2 separate regions of the Mus musculus genome follow, and region 1 is linked to region 2. The links are chromatin loops, found by intact Hi-C in ENCODE. Cell type or tissue: gastrocnemius. All regions are shown on one strand. Each heading gives the region's core, and the rest is flanking DNA. Links, peaks and the distances in the headings are about the cores only. Region 1 overlaps Begain (brain-enriched guanylate kinase-associated). Region 2 holds the start of Wdr25 (WD repeat domain 25).

Region 1 (15,439 bases), core at 3,880-11,879, 150 kb after region 2:
CCGTGGAAAGGTCATGCGCACGTGCGAGTCTGTGTTGGCATGTGTTAGGGATGGGACTGACCATCACTTGTGGTTCTGTGGCCATAGCAAGGGGTTGTCTGGAAGGGGGTTGCCCCTAGGGGTCACAAGTCTCCCTGGCTCTATCTGCCCCAGCTCTATCTCCAGCATCCATGGCTATGCAGTTCAGGCTGTCATGGATCCTCTGTCAGATCAGGAGCTATGGCAGAAAAGAGGCTCCTCACCTCATCCTATCAGGCAGCTGTAGACCTACCCAGCCACCCTCCCCTGCCAAGAGAGCCATGTGCCTGGAGCTGTGTCCTAGAGAGCCCTTGGGGTTGGTAGAGCTGGATGCCCAGGGCAGCTATAAAACCACAGGGCTGGGTATAGCCCCGCCCCCGGCAGGGCCGTCCCCTTCTCTGTTTCTAAACTCCTCCCCCAGGCTTTCTTGATGCCCCCCCCTCTCACCCCCACCCCAAGGAAAGGCAGTTCCCACCTGGACTCAGCCCCTAAAGATGGACTGACCTGGAGTGCCACCATCATTCTCGTGTCTCTATACTACCCCCAGCACCTCTTCCCTCTCCCACTCACCTACAGCATGGAGCATGGGAAGCCGTCCAAGGGAACCTCCACAGATGCCACCCCATGTGCCACCTACCCACATCTGCCTGACACCTGTGCTATGTGCCTGGGATAACCCTCTGGGCCCTGCCTGCTTCCTGCCAGTTCCATCACAGGCTTCCTTACTGAATCAGTGAGCCTCTCCTTCTAGATTGTTCTCTCCAGCAGTCCTGTGGGTGGCTGCTTTTCACACTTCAATAACCACCTTCCCTGAACTTCAGGCACTGTCCGTTCTGCTGCCGGAAATGTATTCTGTCCCTGCTGTCTGTTTCCATAGCCCTGCCAGGCTTGCGGCACTGAATAACGCCTGTCGCTCGCTTCTTGTCCCTTACCTGGCATCTGGCTGGCTGGCTACCCTTTCCCAGCATCCTTTGAGGTTGCTCCTCATGCCTGCTTCCTATCAGCCACTCTCCTCCCCTGGGTGCACACGCTCACAATAATCCCCAGTAGCAAATATCACGAGCTGCCATGGTCCCCGGTGTTTCTAATTCCAGTCGTCCCCATCCTTCTGTCTCACCTGTCTGTAGGGCACATGAGAATCTCTTCACAGACAACCTCTCCCATGTCTGAAGATTCCTGGACATTCCCCATCCCTCCCATTGACCCTGTCTACAGGATGGGCCCCTTCCTGTGCTCCACAACCCAGCCCCCTATCCCACAACCCTCCCCCTCCCCCCAAGCCTCTGGACCTAGTCTTGAAGCAATCACGCTGGGTTGGGGAGGCCACCAAGCTGTGCTTGGGTTGGGGGTCAAAGGTAGGAGGGAGTTCCATCCTGGGATATATGGAGCTGGGGTCTGGATCAACCAGGGGAAGGCACAGCTCCAGGGGTGCACCGCATTGGAGAGCTGGCAGCACTGTGTTTGGGGGCATCATAATGGGGGGTACAGTAGAAACAGGAGCCTGGTGGAGGCTAAGCAGAGGGGCTACATGGGCCCCAGGAGCGTCTACAGTACTCAGCTTTATTGGGGCTCCTGTCTTTCCTGCTTGGCACTCTCATCCCCACCCCACTCCCAGACTGTCTCCCAGGAGAAGACAGTGGACAGACGACCAGTCACCTGTCCCCTGGGCGCCACACCCCACAGGACCCAGGTCAGGAGGCTGTACTCACCTGGGCACCAAGCTGGCTTGAGGACAAACCTTCAGCACCCCACCCCACCCCCTGTTATCAACGACCGTGGGGCTTCACTATTGGGGAGCTGTAGGAGGCCTGCATTCTCCGCTCTGTAGTCATAAAGCCATCAAGGTCTGGGATGGTCAGGGACATAGGCTGCTGGGCAAGGTGGACAGTCCCTGCCCGGAGCCCTCCAGACACCCAGGTTCCATGGTGCCCCTTCCTCCTCACCCCCACAGGTCTGCTCCTCCATACATGTGCACGAATGTTCTCACAGGCTGTCTCCAGAGCTGTGGTGCTGACAGCATATGTCTGGAAGCCAGCGTCTGGAAGGGGCACCCCATGAGGAAGGGAGCTGTCTTTGGGGTGCCTCAGTTTCCCTATCTAAAACAAAAGCCCATGGGTCATTTGTGATCACTATGATGGCCCTCCAGAGGCTCTCTATGCCCACTCCCTGAGCCTCCCTCCATCTCTGCTCCAGGGTCATGAGGCCTCCTGCCACCTGGTGCCCTGACTAGGGATGTGGGTTACCTGGACCACTGCAGGGCGTGTATGAAGCAGATGGCCCCTGCGCAGCTCGGAAGTTCCCATTCCTGTGTCTGTTTTTCCTTTTCTTTGTAAAGTTTTTAGATTTATTTTATGTGTATGAGTATTTGACTTGTATGTCTGTGCATGATGTGTGTGCCTGCCAGCTCTAGAGGACAGAAGAGGGTGTTGGACCCCCTAGAACTGGACTTGTGGGTAGTTTTGAGTGGCTGTGTATGTGCTGGGAATCAAACTCGGGTCCTTTGCAAGAACGAATGCTCTTAGCTGCTAGGCCATCCATCTCTAGTCCTGCATGTGTTTTCTCATCCAGGGTTGACACTGCAGCAGAGCCTGCCACAAACCCTGGACTTTCTCTCTCCTGCCTCCATCCTCCTCCTCACTATGGGAATAAGGTCATTTGCCCAGTGGGTGGGGCTACATGGCTCCAAGAGCCAAGTTCATTCAAATGTATTCCATTTATCTAAAGTAGGTACCATTATCAGAAAATCAGAGAGGTTCAGAAATTTACTCAAGGTCACACAGCCCCTAGGTAGAGACCTGGCATTCAAGCTAGGATGGTGGCTCCACTCTCATAGAACAACATATTCCATGAAGGAGGCTTTGCAGGGCAAGGTTCCAGTTAGGCTGTAAGGACAGTAAACTCTGAAGGGACAAACAGCTAGAAAGAAGAAAAATTACTTCATGTGCCAGGCCTCTTTCCAATGGTCTGATCCCTGAAGGAAGAATTCAAGAGGAGGTAGTCGCTCACTCCTTAGTGAGAATTAGGCTTCTTCTGGTAGCATCAGATTTAGACGTAGAGGCAGGAGCCTTGAAAAACCTTATTTATTGAGGGATCTGCTAGTTGGGATAGTGGGTGGGTGGGCTGGAGGGAAAAGAAATGAAGAGCAGAGGATCCGAGGTGGGGAGACACTCCCACATGCCAGGAGACCCAAGCCTGCACAAGTGTCCTCACAGCTACCCCCATCATGTCTGTCAGGAGCTCAGGCCTAGCACCTGTCATGCCACCTTTGTCAGCAGATCTGGCTCAGTGAGTCCCCTCTGTCCTCAGAACCCACATCCTGGTCCACCTCCAGAGCTTACCAGGCCCCTGACGTGGTTATCTCCTGCCTGCCTGGAGCTCAGGCCTCTTTCCCAGGCTTGTTAGGCTACCTTCCCAGACTTGCAAAACTGCCCCGCCCCACAGATGCTGGTCACCCTCCTATTTTTGTCCCCAAAGCATGTGTAATTGTCAATTTTACTTGTTTAGGAAAGTTCCTGTCTGCACTAACTGGTTAGGGTGTTTTCTTTTATATATTCCTTGATTACAATATCCTTGGTAAACAGTGGTGCTTAATAAATGTGTTGAGCCTGTGGTCAACGAGCAAACTAAAGCCTAAGTGACAAGTCAGAGGGCCAAGGCCAGACCTTTGAGGGAGGGTGGATCCAGTGAGTGGGGGCAGATGTTTAGGGGGGGTGGGTGTGGGGGTGCTGGGGGCTACACAGGGGCTTGGAGAGCAGGGGTCTGGAGTCTTGGTCACATCCTTAGCCTTGGCTTCAGATGAGGTACATGTGGCCCTGACAGCCACTTGTTTCTCTGGAGCCAGCCTCAGAGTGTGTGTCCCCCTCCCCCATCCCAGCATTGACGTGAGCCTGGCCTGCATAAGGTTCTATGAAAGCCTTAAGGTGAGAAGTTCAAAGTGTGGGTCAAATGCATGAGCAGGTGTCCCTGTGAAAATAATACCGACTTCAGGACACCGGGGACCAAGTTCAGGAAGAAGGTGGCCATGCAGGGCTCCTGAAAATCCATTAGCAACACACAAAGGACTTCAAACAGAAAGCAGGAGCAGGCTGGGTTCTGTTCAAAGGTGGAGTGCCTGTTGGCACTTGAGGCCCCGAGTGCCAACCCAGTTCCCCAGCTTGAGATATGCAACAGTGTCAAAGTCGTGATATCCTGTCCACCCAAGGACCACAGTGAGCAGCGTACGGTGGCGGAAGGTGCTGACCTGCTGGAACTGGCTGTAGAAAGAATACTCACAATCCACAGCCACACTGGATCCCGCGGGGAAAGTGCCTGTAGGTGCCACCCAAGACGGACATCAAATGACAGGAATCCAGCTAGGAGAGACTCCCATGCCTACCTGATGGGGGAAGTTGCCAAGGACCTGGGCAGTGGCGTTGGATGCTTCTGGCCTGTGATCATGTGTCCCCTGCCCCCCCCCCACACACACACACAGGACACTTTCCGTGGATGTCCACAGCAGCTTTGCCTACCATGACCCCACTCTCTCAGGAATGCCTGTGGCTCAAGGGGGTGGCCGTTCACTGGGGTGACTCCCACAGCCAACCAGCCCCAAGGGGCAGATGGGGATTCAAATGAAACACATTTGGAGCTCTTCATAGACCCCAAAAGCCAGGGTCCTGGTGACTCTGAGGTTGGGGCTGCGTTGGGGTGGGGGTGGGGGTAGGGGTTGGAGATCTAAGATGGCTGGCAGTGTGCAGGTGGTCCTCAAGCCTGGTCTACATGTTAGCCGTGCAGTTGATCACCGGCTCTGTGTTGCTTCTCTGGAGACTACCATGTTCTACTGCCTGAAGGACTGGCTTTGGCAGAAGGCGTGGTCACCAGTGAGGGGATCTTTGGGCTTGTCAAGTACCCCCTGCACCTCAGCACAGAGGCAAAGCTGCAGTTCAGAGAGAGGGGGGCTACCTAACAGGGCAACAGAGAGAGGCCCACGGTCACCACACATCAGGCAGCTGAGATGCAGGGCCGTCCCGTCTGAGTTTCATAGACAGCTGGAGGTGGAGTACTTGAGCAGGGACTCAGAGGCAGATGTTGGGCTGCAGCCCTGAGGCCAGGCCATCAATAAGTGTGGTTGTGCTCCTACTATGTGCCAGTGGCCCCAAGCAGTCCTACTGTGTGCAAGTGTCTGCCAGGCACTGGAGCTAGTAGAAGAGAGGTCAGAGCCAAATCTTGTGCTCGGGGTGCCCACATGTGGCACTGGGAAGGAGAGGAACCTATTTCCAGGTGTCTGGGACAGTGCCCTGACCTCCACTCCCCATTCCTCCTCTGTCCCATAATGCTTTCTCAGCCCGGAGGTCTTTGTGCTCTTGGAGAGTATCCTGACTAACCTGTCACCCTGAGTCCCGCTTTAGGCATCCTTAAGAGTCCTTTTCCAATATCTCAGGAAGCTAATGTTGCTAGCCTGCAGCATCCTGAGCAGACCTCACTGTTCCCTATCCTGTGTGCCTGCTTTGAACGGCTGGGCTGGGTCTCGGCATCCTGGACGGGGCTTGGTGCACAGATCGAGTAAAAACCCTCGCATAAAGGGTCATTAGAACCTCAAAGTTTGCTTTGAAAAGGCTTCCTGGGCAGGGAGGACCCTGGGAAAGGCAGTAACTTGCTGAGGGCTCCATGGAGGGACCATGCTGTGGAGTGAGAGTCTGGCAGAGGCGCGAGGAAGGGGAGAGTCGGCTTCAAGTCTGCTCACAGAAGGCTGCTACCAAAATCATTCTTCAAGCTATAGCCACTGAGGCTCAAGCCTGAGGTGGGTGGGTGGGGGGCTTGGGGAGCAGTGGGAGGGACCAAGGCTGGACCTCCCAGAACTCAACCTAATTCCAAAGTCCCAGGCCAGGGCATTGGGAACTCACATTCTCTGCCCCAGGAGGCAGAACCCAGCTCATACCACCTTCTGTCTGGATACCCAAGACTCTTTCACTCAGCCACAGACAGATACCTTTCCTCTTGCCTGGGTCTAGAGGGCTGCTGCCTCTCTGGGGAGAGTCTATCTGGGCCTCTGATGTGTTCCTGACCCCAGACTAGACACTTGTTCCCCCCTCCCCCCACATCCCTTGGTAGGGACGTTCATTCTGCAGCTGAGGAAGCTGAAACCCAGAAGAGGAGGACTTGTCTAAAAGCTAGATCTGTAGGACCCTAAATCCTGTGACACCCTGTAGGAAGCCATGTGACTGGGTTCCCTTAGCCTCTGGTTCCTCAGGCCCAACCTTAATCTCCAGTCAGAAACCCACTGTGGCTCTCAGTAACCATACCACCAGGAAAGGAATGTTCTGGAGGAAGCTGGGGAAGCACAATGCTAGAGGGCCAGCAGATGACAAGAATGGGCCCCTCCCCAATTCTGGGGGGTGGGGGGAGGGACACTTCCCACTCCAATTCCAAGAGGTATACTGAGTCCCCTCTTCTAGACCTCACCAAATATGGAAGGTCATGTGATCCAATTCAGTCCCAGGGCCCAGGCCCTAACCACTGCCCTCAGCCCTCCCCTTTCAGCTAAGGACAGGGCATCTACCTACCTATGTCCCCAGTCAGGTTGACCAGGCCCCAGGCTTCACACATATACCACACCCAAGACCCTTGGCTGAGCGTAGGGAGGGAGAGAGAGAATTAAGTTTAGGGAGTCTATCTGTTTTCTGGAAACCTCTGAATTTTTCTCCAGTCCCAGTTGGGTTGAATAGTGTCCCCTCCCTCATTGGGGGGACGATGATGAAAAACAGTCAGGGAGGGGCACCAGGGAGGGGCCTGGCCTGGGGAGGGCCTGGGCTTGGGCCTGGGGTCATTGCTATGACCATAGATGGAACTATGGCTTTCTGGGCCTAGATGCTTCCATTTGGGCCTGGACCATGCAAGGTGGGCCTTGGCCCACTGACATCAGGTTTTGTTCTGAGGCCACAAGAGGCTGGACCCCTCCCAGCTCAGGATATGTTGGTGCCAGGCCTGTAATCTCTGCTCTTGTCTCCAGATACCTGGGTATCTGAGACCACTCATCATCAGTATTGAAGGTCAACTGGGAAGGCCCAGCCCCTCCCCTAGATCCAGGCCCCACCTTGGGCCAGGCCTGAGCCCAGCCAGGCCTACCCCTCAGGGACTGGTGGCCTGCTACCCAGTTATTTCCATATTGACAATTTTGGTCTTGGACAAGGGGACCAGCAGACCATCCAGGCCAGGGGCGATGGCCCCGAACCCAGAACCAAAGGACTGGGCCTAGTGACCACACACAGCCTGGGCCCTGGCTCGGGAGGAAAACACTGTTGGGGGGAGGGGGGGGGCTGTCCGAGGGTAAGGGCGACGGCGGCCGGAGCCGCGAATATTCAAATGGGCTGGTCCCTCGCTTGCCGCGCGCGCCGGGGCCCCTCGGAGTCCGGGCCCCCGTTCTATTTGGGGGTGCGCGGGAAGGCCTTGGGGGCGCTTCGGGCCGCGGCCGCGGGGCTCCCCCAAAATGGCTCCAAGACGCGGGGCCTGGGAAGCCGCGCGGGCTCTATCCCCGCCCGCCGCCATCGGCGCAAACTTCGCTACCCCGGCCCCGACAACTGTCGGCGCAACGGCGGGGACGCGGCGCCGGGGTCTTGGGGTCCCGGGGTCCCAGGGGACGAGCGCGCGAGGGCCTTGGGGACCGGTCGGGGATGACGCCCCTGCCGTGGTCGCCCCGAGCCCCGCGCGCTGCCCCGCGCCCAGCCGCGCATCCCGGTCCGCCACCCGCGCCCACCCCGCGCCCACCGGGCCCCGCCGCGCCCCTTGGCCCCTCTCCCCCTCAACCCCCGGCCCGCCCGCGGCACTCACCTGAGTTTCTCCATGTCTGCGGCAGAGGCCTGCGGAGAGCAAAGGAGAGGGTCAGCGCGCAGCAGGGCGCCCCGCTGGCCCTTTCCGTGGGCAGCCCCGTGTACGCCCCAACCCGTACCCCCGTGCCTCAGTGGGCGCGCCGGGCCGCGGCTGTGTAACAGGTGAGCCCGCCCGGGCCGCCACCGAGTTACGCCCCCCGGGCCGAGCCGAGGACCGGTCGGGGACGCGGGGTGCAGCGGCCCGGGCGGCTAGCAGCCTCGCTAGTGGAGGGGCCCCGCCGTGCCCGTCGACTCTCGGGCGGCTGCGGCCCCCGCCGCTCCCCGGCCCGCCGTTAACCCCTGCTGCCCCGTTCCCTCCCTCGGTCCCTCCCGAGCCCGGCAGCGCAGGAGCGCCGAGTCGCTGGAGAGTGTTGGAACCACGCACCCGGCCGGCGCTCACGCAGCTCGAGGGGAACGGCATCGGAAGCGAGGCACTCTTGCTTCTGCTCAGGACCCTGCTGCCCTCCGATCTCGGGGTTCGGAGCCTGCCCCCCCTCCTGGGCCCGAGGGATTAACCCCGGCGCGCCCGGTTCTCTGGCGGGGCTCCGAGTCACTGGCGCAGACCCGCCCGCGTGCGCTGTGGAGACCCTTCTGGCTGGACGGTCTATCCTCGCGCCCGGGACCCACTAGCCCCTGTTAACCCTGCGGGTTCCGGCGAACCCCGGGGACGGCGAGCGGCCCGAGCGGGATCGCACTTCCTGCGCGCAACGGGCTCTCCTGCGCCCGGCCGAAGCCGCCCCGGGGCTGCCCCCGCCCTCCCGCGAAAGGCAGTGCTGGAGTCTGAACCCAGGGACGACGCCACAGACCTGGGAAGACTGATGGCTGCCCATCCCGGACCCTCACGCCGGGCGCCGCCGCCGCGTCCGCCGGGAGCGCGCTCCGCTCGGTCCGGGCCCCACGCCGCCTCCCCCACCGCCCCGCCGAGCGAGGGCGCAGCCCGGCCTCGGAGCCGCGGCTAGGCTCGGCCAGCAACTTCCCCCGGCGCCCGAGCAGGCCTCCGGGCTCTCCCCGAGCCTCAGTTTCCTCTCCTGAAATCTGGAGGAGGGAAGGCGGGAGGAGCTCGGACAGGCGCTCTGCTGCCCTGCAGCTCTGGCGGGCTGCAAAGGGGCTGGGTTAGGAAAAGGACCCCAGGGGCGCCCGGTGGGCTTCCCTCCCCGCACACTTTAATAAAAGTTTACAAAAAGCACGAGTCCAGACCCCCTTCTACGAATCATCCTTCAGGACTAGAGTTCTCTAGTTAGAGTTTGGAGCATATCAGCACGATCCCCAGAGCCCCTCTGCCCCAGGCCCACCTTTTCGAGTCCCCATCACAGTGCTCATCTCCTGCATTGGGTCCCAGCATATAGCAGATACTCAATAAACACGGATAGTGCATGCCTGGGTCCTATGGCACAGAAGTACGGCTTCTCCAGCCTTCCCCTGGCTAGCTGTGAGTTTCCACGCAGGAGCCCCGGATCTCCCCAGGACACCCAGCACCCAGCAGTCTTGGCCTCCTCGAGCCAGCGCAGGGTGGGAGGAGCCGTCCACTGGCAGGGTCAGAGCCAGCCAGGATGAAACCACCCCCCCCCCCGATCCAAGTGTTCATCTACCCATCCATCCACTAAAGCCTCCCCACCCATTTGGTGGCTGACGGGATTCTACCACCAGGGAGGAGCGCAAGGAGAGCAGCGGGCCCTCCAGGGGGTTATCTGGGGGTACACTTCCACCCCAAGTCTGGGGTCCACCTTAAGGAAAGCCATCTGAACACCCCCCCCCCCACACACACACACACTGGCCCAGGGCGGTAGCTCCTTCCAGACATCCCAGACATCAGACATCGGGCCCTAGATCTACAAGAAGCCGGGACCTCAAGCTGACAGTGCTTGTTCGGGTCTGGACGCCATTCTTAGAGGCCTCTTTCACCCAAAGGCAGGGGCCATCCCTCATCTGTCTTCGGCCTCCTCAATCACTCACAGTGAATGACCTGCCAGGGCATTTGTCTGGAATTAATAAGAATGTATTAAAATTTAATTTTAAAAAGCTAGCATCAATTATTTACATTGACTGTTTCAGCTCTTCTAGAAGGTTTGGGAACCCCCCCCCCCCCACATCCCCCAAGGGACTGGGAAAGAGGCAAGGAAGGTGGTGGGTAGCTTTGTGGCTAGGGTGGGGGCGGGGCGAGGAAGGAGACAATGGGAAGGAGCCTCTGCCCTTTTCTCAGCTGTTTCAGATTCTGCCCCTTGGCTTTGATCCTCCTCTGACCCAAAGCCAGTGGGACACCATGGCCCCTGGCCTTTACAGCCTGTCTCCACAAGCAGCCCTGCATGGAAAATAGAGGTAGCTACTGGGCTCAGATTCAGCCAGCCAGAAGCCCCTGTCTTTGCCAGTGCCATCTAGAGCAGCCCTACCTGGTGGAGGAGGAGCCACCAGGCAAGGACTTTTAGGAACTGGGGACCTGAGGCTGGCCCTTCTGGGCCATGGTGTTGTCAGAATGCATTTCAAGTCCTGTGCTCACCTTCACTAACCTCAGACCTGGGGAAGCACCTACAAAGGAAGGTGGAGGTTGGGACTCATGGCCCAGGGGACCCCTGCTTGCCAGCACTTTCACCTGAGCCTGCTTGTGAACATACCTCTCTTTCTCAGGTGCAGGGCCTGTGATTCCCCAAGTGCCTCCCCATCCCCTATCCTGTGTCCTGGGTCCCACAATGGGTTCTCTGTGACCGGGGTGGGCCACCTTCTTCCTGCCACCTTCATCTTTATTTCCTACAACATTCTCTCTCATGAAACAAGTGCAGAATGACAGAGGTCCAGAGGCTTGCCTCGACCTCGTACCCTCCCTCTGTCATCAGGGAAGGAAGGCTTTCGTATCCCATGTGTCCCCTTGAGGAGGTAGTTGTGCCTTGGTGAGGACTGGAACACTTGGCCCTACCTAGCAGTGATCCCATCCTATCCCCACACAGGCCACTAGGCCACCCAGTTTCTTGTCTCAGGACCTATGCACTTCTAGGATGCTATGGCCAGACTTCTGTACAGCTGATGACGTCTTCTCTGGCTACCCAGGCAGTGCAGGACCCTCAGCATTAGTTACTGTGTCACAAGGTTACCCGGGTGAGGACAGCCTGTGTGAAAGACGGTGCCTTTAACCCAATGCAGCCATCTGTCTCATCCTCCACAGGCCATCCCTGGCCCTCCCAGAAGCCCACCTCTGCCAGCCGGAGGTCTGGGCTCCTGGATACCCTGTGAGAAGTTCTGCCCACTGAAGACATGCACAGGTCCCGCTCCACACACAGCCTAGGTACAGTACCGAAGCCACTTCAAAGGAGCAAGTCAGACTGGAAGAGAGCCTGCACCAAGCCAAGTGCATCCTCACCTGTTCTTCCTTGGCTCTTTCTCTTTCACTTTCATCCTGACAGGAGTGGAGGAAACAGCCTAAGCATATGAGGGAGGGGGAGAGCCCACCCCTCACTGACTGAAATGTGGAATTTCCTAAACAGCTGCCTCATCTCAAGCAAGGCTCTCTCTCTCCCTCTCTGAGCCTCAGTGCTTCATTAGGACGGATGGACGGAGGGAGGGAGGGAGGGAGGGAGGGAGGGAGGGAGGGAGGGAGGGAGGGAGGGAGGGAGGGAGGGAAAATCCCCTGGGGGATGCTGTGATCGACAGCAGGTAGCCCGTGGAAGGGGCTGTCCTGAGGACTAGGCTGCAAAGGGTGCCTGCTCCAGAAAGCCAGCCTTTATATGGCTATTTGAGGGAGGACTCTCTCCAAGGGATCTCATTTTGCTCCTGGAAATTCTTACATTCATTCAACCAACATGGGCTGGGTGCTGAGTCCCACTGTTGGGGAATGGCAGTGTCTACCTGAGCTGGGAACACTCGGTACCCCAGGAGTCTACATGAAGCTCCTGTGTCAGGCCAGGTGGGGACCGTGTGGAGTTGGAAAGGCTCTTGGACGCAGACTGCTTGGAGATGGTACAGATGAGGGAGGAGGGAGGACGGGACTCTGGTCTAGAGGGTCTGAAGCTGCCTGCACAGTCTGGAGGGAGGCACTGATGGAGACATGGAAACCTGGAGTTGGGGAACAGGGTCAGGAAAGGCAGATCTGGGAGTGGCAGACCGGAGGTGCCACTTATGCCCTGACATTGGTCAATGTAGCCCACTGAGGTCACAGGAGCCAGGACAGTCCCTATAGGCTCCATTGTGTCCAGAAGCAGATACCAGGGGTAGGTGTCTCTAGGAGGATGAGAAGTTACCTTTGTGCCATGGCTGGGTCATGGGAGAGTTGAGGACAGTGTCTAGCATCCCTAGGCAACCCCCCCCCCCGGGCTCTGTCTGTGCTGTAGGGTCCCCATGGCAACCTCAGCTGGTGGGGGCAAGGAGAACACCCTTCCAAGGCTGCCTAGCAAGTTAGCATGGGTTGGCGCTGGCCCAAGAAGGGGCAAGCCACCCTTCTTAGGTACAGTAGACCCTGCCTCCTCGGACTTTTCTGGGCTCTATGGGCTCACAGGGATCCCCCTGCAACCCTATTACATTTGTCACTGAGGCCTGTGCCTGCAAACTGGCCTACCAGACTAAATCTGGCCTGCTAGCATGTTGTATTTGGCCTGTTTGAGGTTTCTTTCTTTCGTTTTTTTTTTTTTTTTTTTTTTTAATGTTTGAGCCAACATTTAAAAATTGGAAGAGTTTACATTTTAAAACCCATATTTTTGGCTTCTACTGAAAAATTTGGAAGATCTAGCAACTCCGTCCCACATTCCCACATGGTAAGAGATTGGGGGCATGAAGCAGCCGCCCTGCAGAGGCACCTAGCACCCAGAGACAGGCTCTTTCCAAACCCATGGGAGTCGCTTGCTCTAGGTCACTCAATATCGAGCGTATTGTCACAATCCTACCCTACCATGTCACTGCCTCTGTGTCTCTTGATTTCTTTGTGACACTTTAGTTCTTAAAAAAAAAAAAAAAAAGACAGACAGAAATTGGCTTTGAAGTCATTGGGTTATGAGTGAGCCTCAGCCCCAAGTCTGCAGCAGCTGGGGTTTCCTGTAACCGTCTACACTGACTTCTCATTTATCTACCTGTGCTCACTCATGCAGACAGGGCAGAGGAAAGACTAAAACCCAGCACCACATGCCGGGTGCCTGCTCCCTCACTGGAGAAGCTGCTGAGAGCCAGGCTGGTCCCACCCCACCATGCACCCCTAGCCTAACAGGTCCCCAAGACTCTCGGCTACAACCTCTCTCCATGTGCCACCCCGAAGGTTGTAATTAGAGCCTTGGGACAAAGCCTTCCAGAGAGGCCTGGGTGTCAGCAACTCCTCCAGAGCCTGCCGGTCCTGAGAAGCAGGGCGTGGAGGGTGGAGGTGTAATGTATACAGAGCCCAGGGCTGTGGACAGTGGGGGTCCCTGTCACACAGAAGGCAGCTGGCCCTGGTGGACTCTGGGGAGGCTCTAGGGACTTCTAAGAAGCAGAGAAGCCCATGTCCCACCCCAGGACTGGCTCTGCAGGCAGGCCACTTGGAGGCCATGAGGGTGGGTTCCGCAGTGTCCTTCCCTACACACAGGAATACAGAATGAGGAAGGCCATCTGGGAGCTTAGAGCAGGATGAGACAATAAGAACATAGACCTCTTCCTAGACCTCGGACTGTCCTGGTAGCTATAGTACTTTGCTGAGTCCACAGAGAAGGGACCAGAACTATAGAATGAGCACTGTCCTTGGTACAAAGGGTATCTTCAGGAGCCTGTGGTGATCCGAGGAAGCTTGGTCGACCCAGCAATGCGTCTACTACTGTTACCAGGACTGCTTCCTCAGATCCCAGACCTAGTTTGCTACTCTGAAATCAGGGCCGAAACTTTCACCTTAGTGATTCATGCTTGGGGTGTTTATGGTCTTCTTTCATACAAATCACAAAAGAATAGTATGATGAGGGAGGGTCAGACAGGCTCATGCTGGGAAATGGGGCATAAGATTGGGACTCACCCCGCTCAGGCTGGGGAAACGTGCTGGATCTCCCTGCTCGCAGCTGTCCAGGCCCCTGATGCCTGTGGCTTCCAAGGAATGCCAGGGACTCTGAGACAGGTCCTTCTCCTCTGAAGCGGTGGCTCTGGCCTGGGCTTCCTGGGCTGGCCCGGAGCTGTGGTCACCTGGAGAGGGCTCCTGGCTGTGGCCTTGGGAGCCCCTGAAGCCCTCCAGGGTCACTGGGTCTAGCACGCGAACAGTGACCTCATCCAGGAACTTGGAGAAAGGCATCCTGGCTTCCCGCTGGCGGCTCAAGCGGGCAAGGGATCCCCCAGCAAGCTTGCAGCTTGTGCTAGGGGATTCTGCTGGGGAAGGAGGGCCTGGACACCTCAGTGTCCTAGCCTTACAGCCACCTGCTTCCCAGCTTGGGTGGGATACAGTGTTCTCTGGGCCCGTGCCGGGGCTCTGTGTGTGGCTGTAGATCTCCCTCATGTGGGCTTCCTTCCTGGAAGGCAGGAGGGAGCTGGAAGCTATCTGTCCAGAGCTGGGAGGGTCAGGGTTTTGGGCCTGGGAGCTGGCTCCAGTAAGCATCCTTCTCAGGCGTTCTAGTGTCATGCTTTCCTTCATCTGTCTCCACAGGCCGAGCGCTCATACCCCCCTGGGTCAGGCCACAATGACCAGCCAATGCCCTCCTACCCATTGACCCAATGCCAGCACATGGTGGCCCCACCCCTAAAATTGATTGTCATTAAATGTGAGCTTTGAAGCTCAGTGCCAGAGAGAGAAGGTCATGTTCTCAGCTCTGCCCGGTGGGCAGATGAGGGATGCCATGGCTGGAGCTAGGTAGTGGGGATAGAAGGACAGACAAAGCTACCACTCGGTATAGGCATGGCGAAACCATAGCTGCAGCAAAAGGACGAGATCACAGGTGCCTACTAACTCTTCCTAAGAGTCCGCATCTCCAGGGAGATGGCTCAGCGGGTAGAGTGCAAACATCAGGAGCTGAATTCAGTTCAGATAAGTACCCATATAAACATGAGAGGGGAGAGGGGAGGGAAGGAGGGAGGAGTGTTGGAAGTGACGGTGCCAAGGGGAGGATGCCGGGAGGACAGAGGCAGAGAGTACTGTGAGAGACAACTCTGGGACAAGCTAGAAACCCAGGACAATGGAAACTCCCAGGAATCGACGAGGTTGACCCTTGCTATGACTCTTAGCTGTGGGGAACACGGAACCTGACCCAGCCATCTCCTGTAACCAGGCAAGACATCACTGGAGGCACTGGGACACCAACCCATCCACAAAACCTTACACCCACAATTTGTCTTGCCTACAATATGTGCTGGAATAAAGATGAAGCAGAAACTGAGGGAAGAGCCAGCTTAAGACCCATGTCATTAGAGGAAGCCCATCTCTGACACAATTAGTGACATTCTGCTCAACTTGCAAGCCTAGCAGAGCTGTCATCTGAGAGGCTTCACCCGGCAACTGATGGAAACAGATGCAGACACCCACAGTCAAACATTAAATGGAGCTTGGGGAATCCTGTGGAAGATGGGGAGGAAGGACCGAAGGAGCCAGAGAGGTCAAGGACACCCCAAGAAAACCCACAGAATCAACTAACCTGGGTCCATAAGAGCTCACAGAACCT
Region 2 (15,439 bases), core at 4,673-12,672:
CCGAAGGCCCCGGCGCCACCTCGGCATCCCTCCCTCGCTCCCGGCGCAGTGACCACCCCCTCCTCACTTACCGGCGGCCCCCACTTCGGCCCCACCAGTCAGCACCCCCAAGTTCAGCCACCGGTACCTCTTGGGCGTCCGTGGAAACACCAGCCGGCTGGAATAACTTCCGGTCTCGGCATGCCGCTATTGGCTGTCCAGGCAGAGGAGGGCAGAGACCATCTCCGATTGGCTGAAATTGCTGGCGTCGTGGTGGAACGCGACTGGGCGGCCCGAGTGCTGGCCGGACCGTTGTAGGGGTGGACCAAGAGCTTCCGTGTGTGTGTGTGTGTGGTGAGCGGCGGGCCCGGGAGGGAGGGGGCCGGGATGTGGCGGCCGCATGCTTCTCGCTTCTTAGCGCCGGGCTCAGCTCGCCGCTTGCCTTCCTGTTCTTCCCGTTCATTCCTAGAGTGCTGTGCTCTGAACTCTTTACCCATTAGTGTTGACAGCTTGGCTAACTTACTCATCCTTCAAAACCCGTGTCTGTTTTTTGTTTCCCATCCTGTATCCATGGCCTCTGGGGCAAGATCCGTGTGAATTTCTACCCACATCAGATCTATCATAGTGCCTAACACAGAGTAGGAAACTAGGACCCGTGTGTTGAACGGGAAAATTCTGTCTTTAACTTTCCCAGTTCCCTGCCCCATCACCTTGCTGTCTGCAAATTCATCCAGATTGAGGCTTCTTGGACAGTGAGCTAAGCACACAGGACACCCTGCCCCATGTATCCGTGCTCCCTTTAGCTTTTCAGTATTCGACTTCAGTCCTCAGTCCTCTTTTTCCCCCATTTAGCCTCTTCCTCTTGGTTTCACCTCCCCCCCCCCCCCTTTCTCATGGCATTTTTTGGACTTGGGTACAAGATGGCTACCATCATCTCCTAAACGGTGTGCATCTCTCTCAGCCGTCTCCCTTCATATATGTTTTCTTGACTCACCCTTGACTCCTCTTCATTGGTATTGGTTCTGTTTTAGTCACAGTATTGTGAACACCTTAGTTCCCTCAACCTCTTCAGAGCGTCACACTGGTGTAGTCTCTCTGAGACCTGTCTCAGCTCCAGAAAAAGATGCAGTCTTGGGCCCAGCTACCCTGTATCCTTTTCCTTTTGAGTTCACAAGTCCACGACATCGTCTGGCTCACGAGTCAGGGATGTTTTTGTCTTTCTATGGCTTGGGAGTGTGATGAATGAAGGACATCATTTACTGTTTTGCCTACTGTGGCAGATGTTGAGTGAGAGAATGAAATCTATGTGTGGTGCATCTGGTGTCCAGTCCCTTGCTGTCGTTCATTTTCTATCCCCTGTGGAGCTGATGAGCCACACTGTCCTCAGATCTGCTATAGGCCTCTTTTGTGAGTCTACCCTGCAGATAACCGTGTAGCTTAAAACCCAGGCTGTGACCGAGCTCTATATAGTATGGTGGTGGGAATCAGATGGGTTTCATTTGAGGAACCAGGAGATTGGCCTCAACTCCCTGCTGAATATGTAGAGATCAAATTATTTGCAGAGCATGGGTCTATCTCTGTGTGGTTAGTCTCTAGTGGGATCTTAGTTTGGTTGGAGAGTGGAAAGCTGGTTTTAGAAGTCCTTTTTCGAAGATGTTTCTAAATGTGGACATTGTTACCTGCCTGGATTCAGCTGCTGGTAGGAATGATAGCTACAGGCATTGGATGATGAGCAGACTTGTATGGCAGTGGGATTCTTAGGGCAAATAATGCCATTAGGGGACAGATGTGGAAGGCTTTGAGTGGAATTTTGGAGCCCAGTGTGTGATCTGACATGGTGATATATACTTGTAATGCCAGCACTCTGAAGGCTGAGGCAGGAAGACTGGACTAAGACCAGCCTGGCTTACATAGTGAGTACTTGTAATGGGCTAGGGAGGTTCATCTGTTAAAGACACTTGTTTTGAAATCATGAAGACCAAAGTTTGGATCCCAGCACCCATGTAACAAGCCATTTCACACTTGCTTGTAACTCAACCTGTAAGAGGTCACAGACAGACTATGTCTCGAATAGATAGAAAGTGAAACAGCACAGGACTCCATCTTCTGGCCTCCTTGTATTTAGGAGAACAGGTTTGCACATTCGCATAGGCATGCATACACTTACACAGCAAACACACAAGCATAAAAAAAGAAGCGGGCTAGCTGGTCCATGGCCCAGGCTTGCACTTTGTCCCACTCCACCCTCTGCTGGCTGAGATATGCTCAGCATCCTTATTTTCTTTCTGTCTGTACTCACAGAATTAATACTGAGTTTTAGACCAAAGCAATTCTTACTGAGAACTAGCTGATAGAAATTTGTGAATGCTCAGAATTCCAGGAAAAACTTTTGAATGGAAATTTAGTACCCTGTGAACCTATGCATTTGGGGTGAAACAAACAGATTTGGATGCCATGTTTAGAATTGCTCTTGCCACAGTTGGGTTGACTGGTGACTTAGGACCCAACCTGGGCTTTGTACGTGCCCGGGCAGTACTCTGCAGTTGCTCTGTTTCTCTGGACACGGATTTTTTCTTTTTTTTTGTTTGTTTGTTTTTAGAGACAGGGTTTCTCTGTGTGACCCTGGCTGTCCTTGAACTCACTCTGCAGATCAGGCTGCCTCGAATTCAGAAATCCACCTGTCTCTGCCTCCTGAGTGCTGGGATTATAGGTGTACATCATCATCTCCAGGCTGAGGTTGTTTGTTTTTAAAGACTGGGTCTTGCCTAGGTATCCCAGGGTGTCCTTGAAGTCATAATCCTCCTGCCTCAGCATCACGAATGCTAGGCTCAAAGGTGGGTGCTGCCATACCCAGGTCCCTCTTGCCCTCGTGCTCTTTTTCTACATTCTCTTTTTTCTTCTCTTCTGCTTTGCAGTGCGGAGGGGCAAACCCAGAACCTTGCATGTGTTGACAAGAATTCTGTCAGCGAGCTTTAGCCCCAGCCCCACAGAGGTTTCCATTTAAAAAATTATCTGTAAAACCAGGAAGTGGAGGCCCAGGCCTTTAATCCCAGCACTAAGGAAGCAGAGGCAGAAGGATCTCGGTAAGTGTGAGGTCAGCCTGGTCTACAGAGCAAGTTCTAGGATAGCTGCAGCTACCCAGAGAAACCCTGTCTGAACACACACACACACACACACACACACACACACACACACACACACAGTAACTAATTATTTCTATTTAGTAGGAGACCCATTTTTTTTTTACTATTACTTGGGTTTTTATATATTATGTAATATTTAAATTAGGGTTAACATACATACCTTGTCAAATATCATTCCCCCCCCCTTTTTTTTTAAAAAACAAACAAACAAACAAACAAACCTTTTATTGTATACATAACTGGGAGACAGCATGCGTCTTAAGGCTCACATGCTGAGGTCAAGGGAAATTTTTCATGAGTTGGTTTTTCTCTTTCCACTGTGTAGGTTCCAGGGACTGAGCTTAGGTGTGATGACGAGTGCCTTTAATCCACCGAGTCATCTTGCAGCCCAAACTATATTTTTTAGTTTCCCCTTTTAAAAAGGTATGTTTCCTATTTTTAATTGCGCGCATGCACCTATCGTTGGTGTGTGAGCTTGTACATGCGAATGCAGGTAGTCATGGAGCTCAGAACAGGGCATTGGATCCTCAGGAGCCAGGACTGCTGTGGCTGTGAGCTGCCCAGGGTGGGTCCTCTGGGAGAGCAGTACACGCTGCTAATCACTGAGCTACCTTTCCTGCGCCAAACATAATTTCTCTATGTTGAAATATCTGAAATCCTTTTCTATTCTGTATGTGTTTGTGCTTGTGGAGTTTGACGTCTTTGAGCTTCAAGGGGACATCCTGCCCCGAAGTGCAGAACGACTCGCGTTATTAACGGTTGCTAACTCTAGATCTTGTTTACTTCTAGGAAGTCACCTTTGTGTGACTGTATGGCCTCGCTGGTGGCATATGATGATTCTGACTCCGAGACCGAGGCTGACCCTGCCAGAAGTGGGGACGCTGCAGGTCAGATAAGTGACGCCTCTGGTATGAGCAGGCCGTCTGGGATGGGGTTTGCATCTAGCACAGTGGGCGTGACCAAAGAGGGGGCACAGCACACAGGGAACTCTCCTAATGAAGACCCAGGGATGCAACGTCTGCCGCTGGCTCGGCTCTGGAGAAGTGACCCTGGGTCTTGTCCCAGCCAGAGGCTACAGTGGCCCTCAAAGGAACCTGATACCACTTTCCCTCCCAGTGAGCCTCCTCGTCCTTCTCTGTGGATGAGCCGGGCTCCAGTCGGCCACGTGCCCCTAGCAGCTGCCTGTCTTAAGCCACTAAAACCTGCCTGGGACGTCCTCAAACCTTCTCATGATCAAAGCACATTTGAAAGCACAGCTGGAAATGCCAGCTCTTCTCAGAGGAAAAGGGGTGAGGACTGTGTGCTTCCCTATATCCCCAAGAGGCTAAGGCAGCTGCAAGCGCTGAATCCAGAAGCAGGTGGGGGCAAAGATGGAGAGCCCCCGGGACCTCCTGCAGGGTGTGCCCCGGCCCCACTCTGTGTGGCTCCCACAGTGTCTGAGTTCATCCAGCCATATTTGAACAGTCAGTACAGAGAGACTACGGTCCCCAAGAAAGTGCTTTTCCACCTTCGAGGCCACAGGGGCCCGGTCAACAGCATTCAGTGGTGTCCAGTCTTTTGCAAGAGCCACATGCTTCTCTCTGCTTCCATGGACAAAACCTTCAAGGTAAGACAAGGGAAAACAACTCCCAGTGGCTCTTAGGTGTAAGCAACTGGGATACTTTACTGATTCGAGTCAGGCAGGCAGTGGGTGGGCACAGGCTACACACACTCTTTGGGAATTTCTGTAGTTCTCTTTGGTACATTGGAGAGAGTTCTCTATCATCAGCCTCAGATCTTTGGTCTTTCCTGCCTCATTCCTATCTTTTCCAACACTGCCTTGCCATAGCACTATACAGTATTAATAAATTATAGTATGACTAGATGATAAACATTTTACTTCATTTGCTAGTAATATACATGTATTTTAATTTCAAGACAGGGTTTCTCTGTGTTGCTTTGGCTGTCCTGGAACTTGCTCTGTAGACCAGGTTGGTCTTGAACTCACAGAGATCCTCCTGCATCTGTTGGGATTAAAGGCTGCACTAGTACTGCTCAGCATGCACACATTATTTTAATTCAAGTATGTCTTAGTTCATTTCCTTTCCTATGGTTGGACATTTTGTCACATTTAGTAGCACATCCCATGAACTACACTGCTGTAAGCGTGTTCCTACTTACATAGTCCCCTGCTAGAGCCTGATATTTATTTATAGAGGGTCCCCCAAAGTAGTAGTTCAGGCTTGCCTATAAGGCTTATGGCCCCTATGAGAGAGAGAGAGAGAAAGAGAGAGAGAGAGAGAGAGAGAGAGAGAGAGAGAGAGAGAAAAGAGATGTAGAAGAGTTAGATGTTCTATTGCCTGTGAGGTCAGAGAAATTAGACATCTGTTTTCAGTGGGATACAGTTTGTTTGTTTGTTTGTTTGTTTGTTTTTTGACAGGCTCTCATTGTGTGGCTAGCCCTGACTGGCCTGGAACTCACTATGTAGACCAGACTTGCCTCAAAGGTAAAGAGATCTGCCTGCCTCTGCTTTCTATAAGTGCTGGGATGAAAGATATGTACCACCATGCAATAAATTTAACTGCAGCTTGTAACTGCAACTTATAGCCAGCAGAATAAATAAGCCTGAGATGTATGGAGCAAATAAGCTATAGGGGCTGTAGTAAAATCACATCTTCCCCAGTGCTCCCGGCCCTGAATACTGCCTCTCTTAATCTTTTGCTAATAAGCTGTGATGCCTCTTCTTACTTCTCCTTGGAAGAGAATGGCTTCCCACAGCCTGTACAGGGTAGCTGGCCTCTGGCCTAAGTGGGTCTCCCTCTGAGTCTGATATCTTGTCTTTGAAAGGGACACTTATACCTGTGTCACATGATCACTTGAGAAATGTGTTTTCAAAAGCATGTAGTGTAGGCTGGGGAGGTGGTTCATTTAGTAAAGTTCTTGTGATCACAAGCACTTGATTCTCAGAATACACATGAAGGGCGGGTGGGTAAGCAGGGCCTGGTGGTGCATACCTTTACCCAGAACTCAGGAGGCAGAGGCAAGGGGATCTCTGTGAACTTGAGGCCAGCCTGGTCTACAAAGCAAGTCCAGAACAACTAGAGCTTGTTACACAGAGAAACCCTGTCTCAACCCCTCCTCACAAAAAGATGGGTGCCTACTTGTAAACCTAGTCTAGGTAGGTGGAAAGAGGTGGGTCCTTCAGGTTCTCTGGTCAGCCAGGTTAGCTCACCTGTATTGGTGAAATACAGGCTCTGTGAGAGACTCAGTCTTAAAAAACAAGGCTGGTGCCTGTCCTAGTTAGAATTACTTTTGCTTTGATGAAATACCAAAAGCAAGTTGGGGAGGAAAGGGTTATTTGGCTTATACTTCTACATAGTAGTCCGTCATCAGAGGAAGACAGGGCAGGAACCTGGAGGCAGCAGATGATGCAGGCTATGGACTTGGCCTCCACCATCAGTCACTAGTTAAGAAAATGCCTCCAATGATACTTACAGCTTGACCTTATGGAGGATTTTCTCTGTTGAGGTTCCCTCCTTTCAAATGACTCTGCTTGTGTCAAGTTGACATAAAGCAATCTAGCATAACTGAAGAACAACAGCTAGGGGCTGGAGTGATGGCTCAGCAGATCAGGGGCTAAAAACACTGAGGCAGGAGGATCTCTGTGAGCTTGAGGCCAGCCTGGTCTACAAAGTAAGCCCAGACCAGGACTAAAAGGTTCAATTCCCAGCAGACACATGACCGATCACAGCTGTCTTTAGCTCCAGTTCTAGTGGATCTGATACTTCCAGACAGACAGACAATATATGCAAGCAAAACATCAATGCATGTGAAATAGAAATTGTGAAACAGAAATAAATAAAATTAAAAAAAAAAAAAAGAAAAGCAGCCAAAGTTGTCCTCTGACAACTATGTTTTGAGCCCCAACCTACCAGTACCAGAAGGCATTTTGGTGGGAAGAGAAGACCCAAATGCTTAGAAGTGAGCTAGGTCTGTGGGTGTAGACAGACATTTACAGACCATGCAGAGACTCCTGTTTGGCTCTAGCAAGGCTGATATGTTCTCTTCAATTCTTTGAGCCAGGCTTTGGTGCTTCTGTGGTGTTGGGCTGTGTAATCTATGTGAGGGACGTTCAGTGGTCTGGGTGGCTCATGGCAATCCTGGACTGACCCAGAGTTTTGAGAGCCTGATGCCCAGAGGCCTGTCTGAGGGTTTCAGTTGGGCCCAGGCTCCTAGCAGTGTCTGGCTGGCTCTGGAGTACACAGGACACCCTGACTTTGAGCTCACCTGATTGCTGAAATTATTTCCTCCTCTGTCCGGTCTTCAGGTTCCTTTCCCTTTGCTTCTTGCTTGGCCAGTTTCTACTGAACAGTCAAGACCCAGCTCAGAACAGGGCCGATGAAGAGTGTTTATCTATTCTGTGGTCTTAGGTTGGGCAGTGTGCCAGGAGCAAGAGCTACGTCGAGCCAGATGGGTCATGTCTTTCCTGTCGGGACACCCCCCCCCCCAAGCTGTGTTCATACTTAGCCTTCCCTCTTCCCACAGTTCCCTGTGCACTGTCCAATGTTTGAATGTAGAGGTCCCTGCCTTCTAGATGAGCCTGGATGTTGCCTGGGTTCCTTCTCCAGCCCCTCAGGACTAATGGTGGGGCAATGCTCACAGGGTGGAGGGGTTTGCTTTACAGTAGGTAGGCTTTCCTGATGCTTAATGCCCTTGGCAAGGAAGGCCTGAAGGTTCTCTAATAGCACGAATACCTACATATTCTGTGTCTACAGTATCAAGTGAGCTCATGGCTCCTCGTGGGAACTTAGCTGTAGTTCTAGAATAGGTTATACAGTCCTTTCTCTTGGCCACTAGAGAGGGGAGGGCAGCCTGGCAGATGTGGGGGACTATTGAGCAAGAAGGTGGGAGAGGTTGCCGTGGTGATCATGTCTTTAACCTATGATGCTGCCTCATGGAGAGGTCAGGTGTCTCCTCGTGAGTGCCTCCTGCCAACTCCCTGTGCACTGATGGGAAGAGCTAGACCTGAGCCCAGTGGAGCTGCTCTTTACCTGAAGGCCCCATTGGTAGAACTGAGCAGCTTGCCCACCCTGGGTCATCATTACTGACAAGAGGCTTCAGTTTCCTGAAGACATACTATGAGTATCCTTCTGCTGTTTGTTTGTTTTTGTTTTTGCTGGGGGCTTGAGTTCAGGACCTTGTGTGTAAAAGTGAACCCTCTATCACTGAGCTATTCCTAACCCCATGATGATATTGTATGTGTGTGTGAGTGAGTATGTGTGTGTGTGTGAGAGTACGTGTATGTGTACGTGTGTGTGAGAGTACGTGTGTGTGTGTGTGTGTGTGTGTGTTTGTAGGTGGAGGACAGAGGGCAGCTTTGGATATTGTTCCTCAGTTGTTCTTTTTAAGATAGACTAGGTTGGCCAGCTGGCATATCCCAGGATCTGCCTGCCTGTTTCCCCAAAGCTGGGGTTCCAGGATTATATGACTGTGCCTAGCCTTTTCACATGAGTTTTGGGAGTTGAATTCCTGTCCTCCTGCTTGTAAAGCAAGCACTTTTCAGGTTGACCATGATGACTTTATTTTTAAAAATTGTTTACTTTTTATATGTGTGTTTGGGGGACACATGTGTGCTATGGTACATGTGTGGAGGTCAGAGGACAACTTTGGGGGGTGCCAGTTCTTCTTCCACTATGTCACTGTTGGGGATTGGGCTCAGTGGCAAGTGCCTTTACTTGATAAGCCATTTTGCTCACCCCAAAGATTGTTTTCTTTAGGATAGTATCTCACTAGGTAGCCCTGGCTGCCTTGTTATTCATTATGAAGATCAAGCTAGTCACGACCCCATAAAGACCTGCCTCTCTCTTCCTTCAGAGTGCTAAGAGAAAGGCAAGTGCCACTATGCTCCATGTTGTTTTTTAAGAAAGAGTGAGTTGGCACCTTGGCTCTGGGTGTGGTGAAGAAAAGTGTGCCAGGACTGGTGTGACACTTCACGGCCAGAAGAGGTCGCAGTTGGGCTGCCTGGGATGACGAGAAGCCTGCGTTTAGGGCTGTGTGTGGGATGCTGATGTGTGGCCTGTCCCAGGAGGCGTGTGGGCCGGAGGTGGTGATGCTAGTGTGAGACTCCTTGGCTGCCAGGAAGCTTGAGGGAGTGCTCTACGCCCCTGTCTAGTTCCCCAGTACATCCAAAGGATGGCTTCGGGCAAAGACACTTGCTATAGTTGAGTTGTTGTCAGTACTGACCATGCATGCTAGGAGCAGAGTCTCCTGATCTTTATGAAAATTCAGGTTTCTATAAGCCAGGGGTGACTATCAAGCTGGAACCCGAGCAGAGGCTTTAATAAGATGTCTCATAGTTTTAGTGATTAGGGTTGTTTGGAAAATCATTTTGTGTAAGTGGGACTCTCAGTAAGTTCGGAATGCAGAATGAGTAGTAGGAACCAATAAGCTGTGGTGGGAAGATGGGTTAGGGCATGGAGGGCTCAGGTGTGCACCTGAGGTTGGAAGTCCTACCCTAGGCCTGCAGGTTGGTATGTGGCCTGCTGAGTGGTGGCTGCTTTTCCCTCCCTGATGTCAGAGATGCCTGTGGTTATAAACCAAGCCCCAGTATTCCTGTGAGGTGGAGGTATTATGTGTGTGCTTGGTCTTCCTGGCCTGGGTGCTGGCACTCAGGATGTGAACAACTGGGTGGGACCTGGCATGTGCTCCTGTCACTCAGGGTGCTGGGGCTTTGCTCCCGTCCCTGCCAGCGGTGGCTTACTGTATCTGAGATGTTCAACAGGCGGTAAGCTTTGTGAATGCAGAAGTCACACCAGACCCATTTTTATATTCTTTGTAGCATCTGGCATGAGATTTGGTCCCTGTTAAGTGATCAATGAAGGTTTAAAGACATTTTTTGGATTTCACTGCTTTGATTTAAGAGGGTTTGTGTGTGCACATGCAAAAATCCTGCTCACCTCTAGGGGGCACAGTAAGACTTGCTATCTTTTGCCCATCCAAGCTTCTAGAATGTGGTAGAATCCTTGACTCCTTGTAACATTTACTGAGATGATTTTTCTCTGATCTGGAGCAAGCCAGCTCCGTTCATCTGACTGATGTGAGGAGCCAAGTGCCGGTCTTTCGTTGCCTTAAAGCTCGGCTTTGGAGGCACACATTTCAGCTAGGCACATTACGGTGGAAAGATATGTATTTTAATATGCTCTAAATGTTCTGTGAGCTGTAAAATGTGCTTATATTAGTTTTGAAAAATTTACAGCCAAAGCAATTAAGTAAAATAAAACAATGAGTCACAGGCCCTGAAGCGCTGCTCCGCTGTCGCAGGCGGTGACCCTCCTGCCCTCCTCCGTGAGCTCGAGGCTTTCCTGGCTGTAGTCCCAGCACAGACACCTTTATGCTCTCTTTTCATTTCTCCGTGAACTCCCTGGGCTCTGCATGTTTGAACACCCACTGCACGTAAAGGTGGAATTCAGCCTTTGATGCCTTTTCTGAGGGAAAAAGGCAAACAGACAGCCTTGTCTGGCTGCCCATGCAGAGGCTGGACCAGGCCCCCCAGGGGACTCCCTGCTGCACCAGCGTGCTTCCTGCTGTGGGGACGAGTTCTTACTTAGGCAGGTCTGTACATAAAGCTTGTGAGCTGCGTGTTGTTAATTTGCTTTATTCTAGATTTTTCTTCAATAACAAATAGCAAGCTTCTGTAACATATTTTTAAAAAGCCAAACTGACGCTTACTGGGGAAACTTGACTGACTCAGATAAATGAGATGCGAAGGAGACATCAGTGCTTGTACTGTCCTGGTCATGGCGCATCTCTAGGCCGCCCCGGTCTGGCTGCTGCATCCCGCATGTTGACACTGGCCAGCTGGTCATTGCTATCTTGCCCTCCACCAGATTGTCTTTTGTATTGTTTGTGGGGCTGGGTGTATAGCTCAGAGGTGGAATGTCTGCCCTGCAGGCAGAGGACCTGGGGTTCCATCCCCGCTCCCCCAAACAAAGTCCCCAGTGAAAAACTGTCCACAAACAGCTTTCTGACTGTCCCTTTCCTCACACTTTCCCTCGTCTCTCCTGTGCTGTTTCCTGTAGCTTCTGGAGTCCATTTTAAAGCAAGTAGTCCTGCCGTGATCACACTGTGCATAAATGCCATCTTTTCTGCTGCTTAATGTAGTGAAGATGGGCTTTGCACTGTCGGCCGGCAGAAGGCCTGTGTGTGGGAAATGGAACCTTACACTGGCCGGCCTTTGGTGCGTGACTCTACTGCTGCTCAGTGCTGCCGGGACTTTGCATACGATTACTTGGTCTCTCTGATCCCCAGGTATCACGGTAAAGGAGAGAGAATGGCCATCAATGAGGACTGTTGCCACAGATATGGGAAGAAATGATCTAGTCCAGTCCCTGGCATAAGCGAGAATTTCCCCCCTTGTACCCATATTGATTGGTTAAAACATAAATGTGCAAAAAACACCTCAGTTAGAGTCTTCTGACTTAATGTAGTTCTGCTTTTGTGAATCTCTTCATAGTCTGTTTTTGTACATATGGATTTTTAAAGAGTTTCATCCTCAGTGTTCCTGAGATAAATCCCTTTAAAATGCATGGAGTTTCTGAGATCAATGCTACTGAGCTGCCTTTGTCGTCCTTTGGAGTGCTTTGTGCATCCGCCAGGTCCTGCTGAGGACGGCCCAGTTGCCAGGCGCTCACACTGGCCACTGGATGGTGGACGGTTGCTTGAGTCCAAAGTCAAGCCTCAGCAGCGCTGGGGAAGCAACCTCTTAGGGGACCCAGGAGGGAGCTATGCTGCCTCCCTCAGGCAAGCTGCCTTCGGAGGTAGCTGAAGGCTCTGCGATGGAGGCAGGTGACCCCAGCTGGTGCTTTCTTGTGCTGATCACCGGCCCTGTGGTGACCAGGAGCACATGAGGGAGCAGGGCGTCAGCAGCTGCACCGGGTCCACCACATGCTGCTAGGCACAGCTTTTAACACACTTTACCACAGAGCTGAAACTTGTTCCCAGTTACACAGCAGGCAACATGGGGCGGGCAATAGGCTACAGAGACTGAGCCAAACAGGCAAGCTGTTCCTCCTCCACCTCTGGAAATGCCCAGTTGAAAAGCAGCGCTTTCTCCCAGATGGGCCCAGGCTCTCTTCAGCCTCACTACTTGGGCTTTGTTAAGGGCAGGGGGAGCAGAGATGATTTCCACGGTGGCTTGGATTTGCATTTTTATATATTACAGGATCTCGCTGATTTATCATTGTTAGTGGATCTGATTATATTAGGGTATCTTGGATGTGCTTTGTAAAAAGTGATATATTTCACATTCAAAGACAAGGAATTTATGGATCCAAGTGCCAGAGCGAGGGTTTAGTTCAGTTTTGAAAGAATTACTCTTGATGGATTTTTACGAAATGAGGTTGAGAAGTGATTTGGTGCGTGGAGGAAGGAGCTCGGGAGCATTATGCAGATGATTGGCAATTTATTCCGAGCACGAGGCAGATCTGTTGGAAATGAGAGGCGCAGCTGGGTAGGAGGGGCGGGTTGTGGTGGTGGGTGTCTGGTATTTGGGGAGTGAATGATTAACAGTGAGTGCATGGAGGGTAATTAGGTGAAGGCGAGGGGAGAATTTGGTGTGTGTGTTAACATGCACACACGCCGGCACATGGAGAGATCATCTGGTCCTTCTTCAGGTGGCGGAGACCAAGGGAGAGCAGGAGGTGCCCTGGGGCACGCAGTTCTGGAGTCTGCTTGCCCCTCTCTTCCCTCTCACCTTCCTGGGAAGGTTGAGAGTCCCCGTGTTGTCCTGCGGTGGCTTAGGTGTCAGTAGCCAGGCTGCAGAGCCTCTGGGAAGAGTTGGCAGCTTCTGGGCTGGAACTTCCTTTTTCGTGGGAGGTGAAGTGTCTCTGACGCCCTCTTCCCTCTAGTGAAAGCCGAGATGAGTTCAGGGCCAATACTGGAGATGCTTCTGGTTCCCTTTACTTCACGAGCTTGAGGCTCTCAGAACCAACATGAGCTGACTGAAAGCAGTGCAGTGGCTAGCCCTGTGTGCTTTCTGCTTTCTGGGAGCCTTTGTGGTTGAACTTGACCAGTTTTGTGCACCCAGGGCAGCTCATGTGCAAGCGGTGCCAGGCATGAAGGTGCTGGCCCTCTCCTCGGGGAGCGCGTCTCAGCCAATCTCATCCCGTGTCATTAAGGGGAGAATAGAGCAATTTGGAAAAATGCTTTTAATGTAATTGAAAAATGCAGATTGCAAAATTGGCACACTTAGGAGTTGAGACAGTCTAGTGAATTATTTCTTGTTGCTTTTAAAACTTGGACACAGAAGACTCTTAAAGGAGCCTGTCTAGTGCCTGGTGATAGCGAGGCCCTTGGCGTCTTAGAAAAGGGGGTAGTTCTATATTTCATTTTGCTTCATTGTAAAAGTGGTCAGATTTTGAGAAGAAAATTGGAGAAATGAAAAGCCTTGGCACTTCCACTTGTGTGACAGCCGGAATGCATCCCGACCCTTGCTCTCTTCTGGGCTCTCTCTTTCTTTGAGTGGACCATCAGGCTCTAGTCACACCATTGGAACTTCTGTAACCCACACTACAAAACTGAGATTACACAGTCTTCCAGAGCTAGGTGTGCTGGTATTTGCCTATAATTCCAGCATTTGGGTGCCTGGGGCAGGAAAGAAGTTTGAGGCTAGTCCAGGGTACAAAATCAAGACTCTGTTTCAGACGAAGCATGTATACCACACACACACACACACACACACACACACACACACACACTCCATAGTAGTGGTTCCCCTCAGTCTTACTGTAATTTCCCAGGAAGAGGAGAGGAGAGGAGAGGAGAGGAGAGGAGAGGAGAGGAGAGGAGAGGAGAGGAGAGAGGGGGTTGCATCTCTCTTGACTCTGTCTTCAGCTGTTGCTGTTTGTTCGTTCTTGAGGCAGTGCCTTACTCTAGCCTAGACTGGTCTGGAATTCATTCAATGGCCCAGCTTGGCTTGAGCTTACAGCACCCTTCTTGTCACAGCTCCTGTGTGCTGGGATTATAGACAAGTGCCACCATGCATAGCTGCCATATCCTTTTGCCCTGACAACCAGCAGGCCCAGGTGTCTAGTGTGGCCTTCCGATGTGGGCTAAGAACCTCAGGTGTGGTAGCAGGGTAGGAACACCCTGCTGTTAGCCAGGATCCTCACCCTCCTTCCATCAAGCTTCCTGAAGTGTGAGGTGGAGGGACTTGTCTACAGTGAGCTTGCCTGAGGGTTGTGAGGTGGCAGGCGGAGTCCCTGACGTGTGTGTGTGTGTGTGTGTGTGTGTGTGTGTTCCTTTCAGCCTGTCCTGGGTGGGTGGGTCTCCACTCTCTGCAGCCTCATGTCATCTGTGATGCTGAGGAAGGATCTTGGGTTGTTGTGCCTGCTCCTGACTCTCCCTCTTGCCCTGTAGTTCTGCTTCTTCACTCCTGTCAGTAGCACATCTCTTCTGGGTACCCGGATGCACAACATTCATTCCTGTTGCTCCACAGCGTTAGCTTGTGGCTCACACCAATGTCTGTGTGCACAGTGACTATGTCTCCCTGTCCTCCACAGGGGCAGAATTATTACTCCCCCCCCCCAACATCTGCTAATTTAATGGCATCTTGTTTGAGGGCCAGATGAGTTCATTTATGGACAGTGCGGTTAGACTCAGGCCTGGCACCTTGTGAATGCTAAGTAAGTGGTTTGTCATTGGGGTTCCTGTCCATTAATCTCCCATGGTCTTAGTGTTCCCCATCTCCAGGCAATTTACATGCTAACAGTATTGACCCTCATCATAGCCCGCCTCCTCTCCTTCCCCCAGGTGGTGTTTGAGTTCTGGTATTTCATTATCATTTTTTTTTTTAAAGCAGAGAAAACCTAGCATATTTTGTAGTCAAGTCTGTGGTCGGGCTTCTCCCTTTGTAAGTGTCCAGCTGCTGTAGGCAGTGGCATGTCTACTCATACCCTGCTAGCTGATATATAGTCACCTATATTTGACCTTCATCTAGCAGTGATTAGCTTGAGCCAGTTTCAGTTCTCGTCACTGGGTCCCAGGCAGGCCGCATGGCACTGTGATGAATGTGTGCTAGGTGCCAGGGATCGATCAGCATATTAAGGAGCGGTGCTGCCGCCCCCACCCAGCCCTGCTTCCTGATGCTTCCCCACACCAGCACTGGCTACTAATGATTTAAAGTGACCTTCCCACCCAGCTTCATTCTTCAGGGCGCAGGTACATCAGGGCTTTCCAAATCCTGCCTCAAAGAAAGAAATGTGCTCTGACCCTAAAAGAAATGCACACTGCTGTAGAGGAACCAGAAGGGTGAGAGGAGTGAAAAGGCCACTTTCCACTGC

Evidence for each region. Hi-C counts contacts between places; a loop is a spot of excess contacts. Peaks named below come from ENCODE experiments on the same cell type or tissue, not always from the same donor. Only the 100,000 strongest peaks of a DNase experiment are listed, where the experiment ranks them.
Region 1: it touches region 2 in a loop (2.0-fold over the local background); 2 of 42 quality-filtered maps call a loop at or near these places.

What each region holds. Positions count from the first base shown.
Region 1 is chr12:109,045,010-109,060,448 of GRCm38, forward strand. It overlaps Begain (brain-enriched guanylate kinase-associated), which reads right to left. Exons shown (of 7, transcript NM_001163175.1): 2 at 7,825-7,853. Gm52002 (a long non-coding RNA gene) reads left to right here and starts at 469. Exons shown (of 2, transcript XR_003950262.1): 1 at 469-1,708; 2 at 2,212-2,366. In gastrocnemius, for the core only: no CTCF peak of the experiment used is centred there; a DNase peak (open chromatin) is centred at 7,859; H3K4me3 peaks cover 1,394 bases.
Region 2 is chr12:108,893,998-108,909,436 of GRCm38, forward strand. Wdr25 (WD repeat domain 25) reads left to right here and starts at 275. Exons shown (of 7, transcript NM_177602.3): 1 at 275-316; 2 at 3,912-4,728. The coding sequence starts at 3,934. It overlaps Wars (tryptophanyl-tRNA synthetase), which reads right to left and starts at 177. Exons shown (of 10, transcript NM_001164314.1): 1 at 72-177. In gastrocnemius, for the core only: CTCF peaks have their summits at 9,105 (motif pointing right) and 10,045 (motif pointing right); DNase peaks (open chromatin) are centred at 9,135, 9,799, 10,079, 10,577 and 2 more places.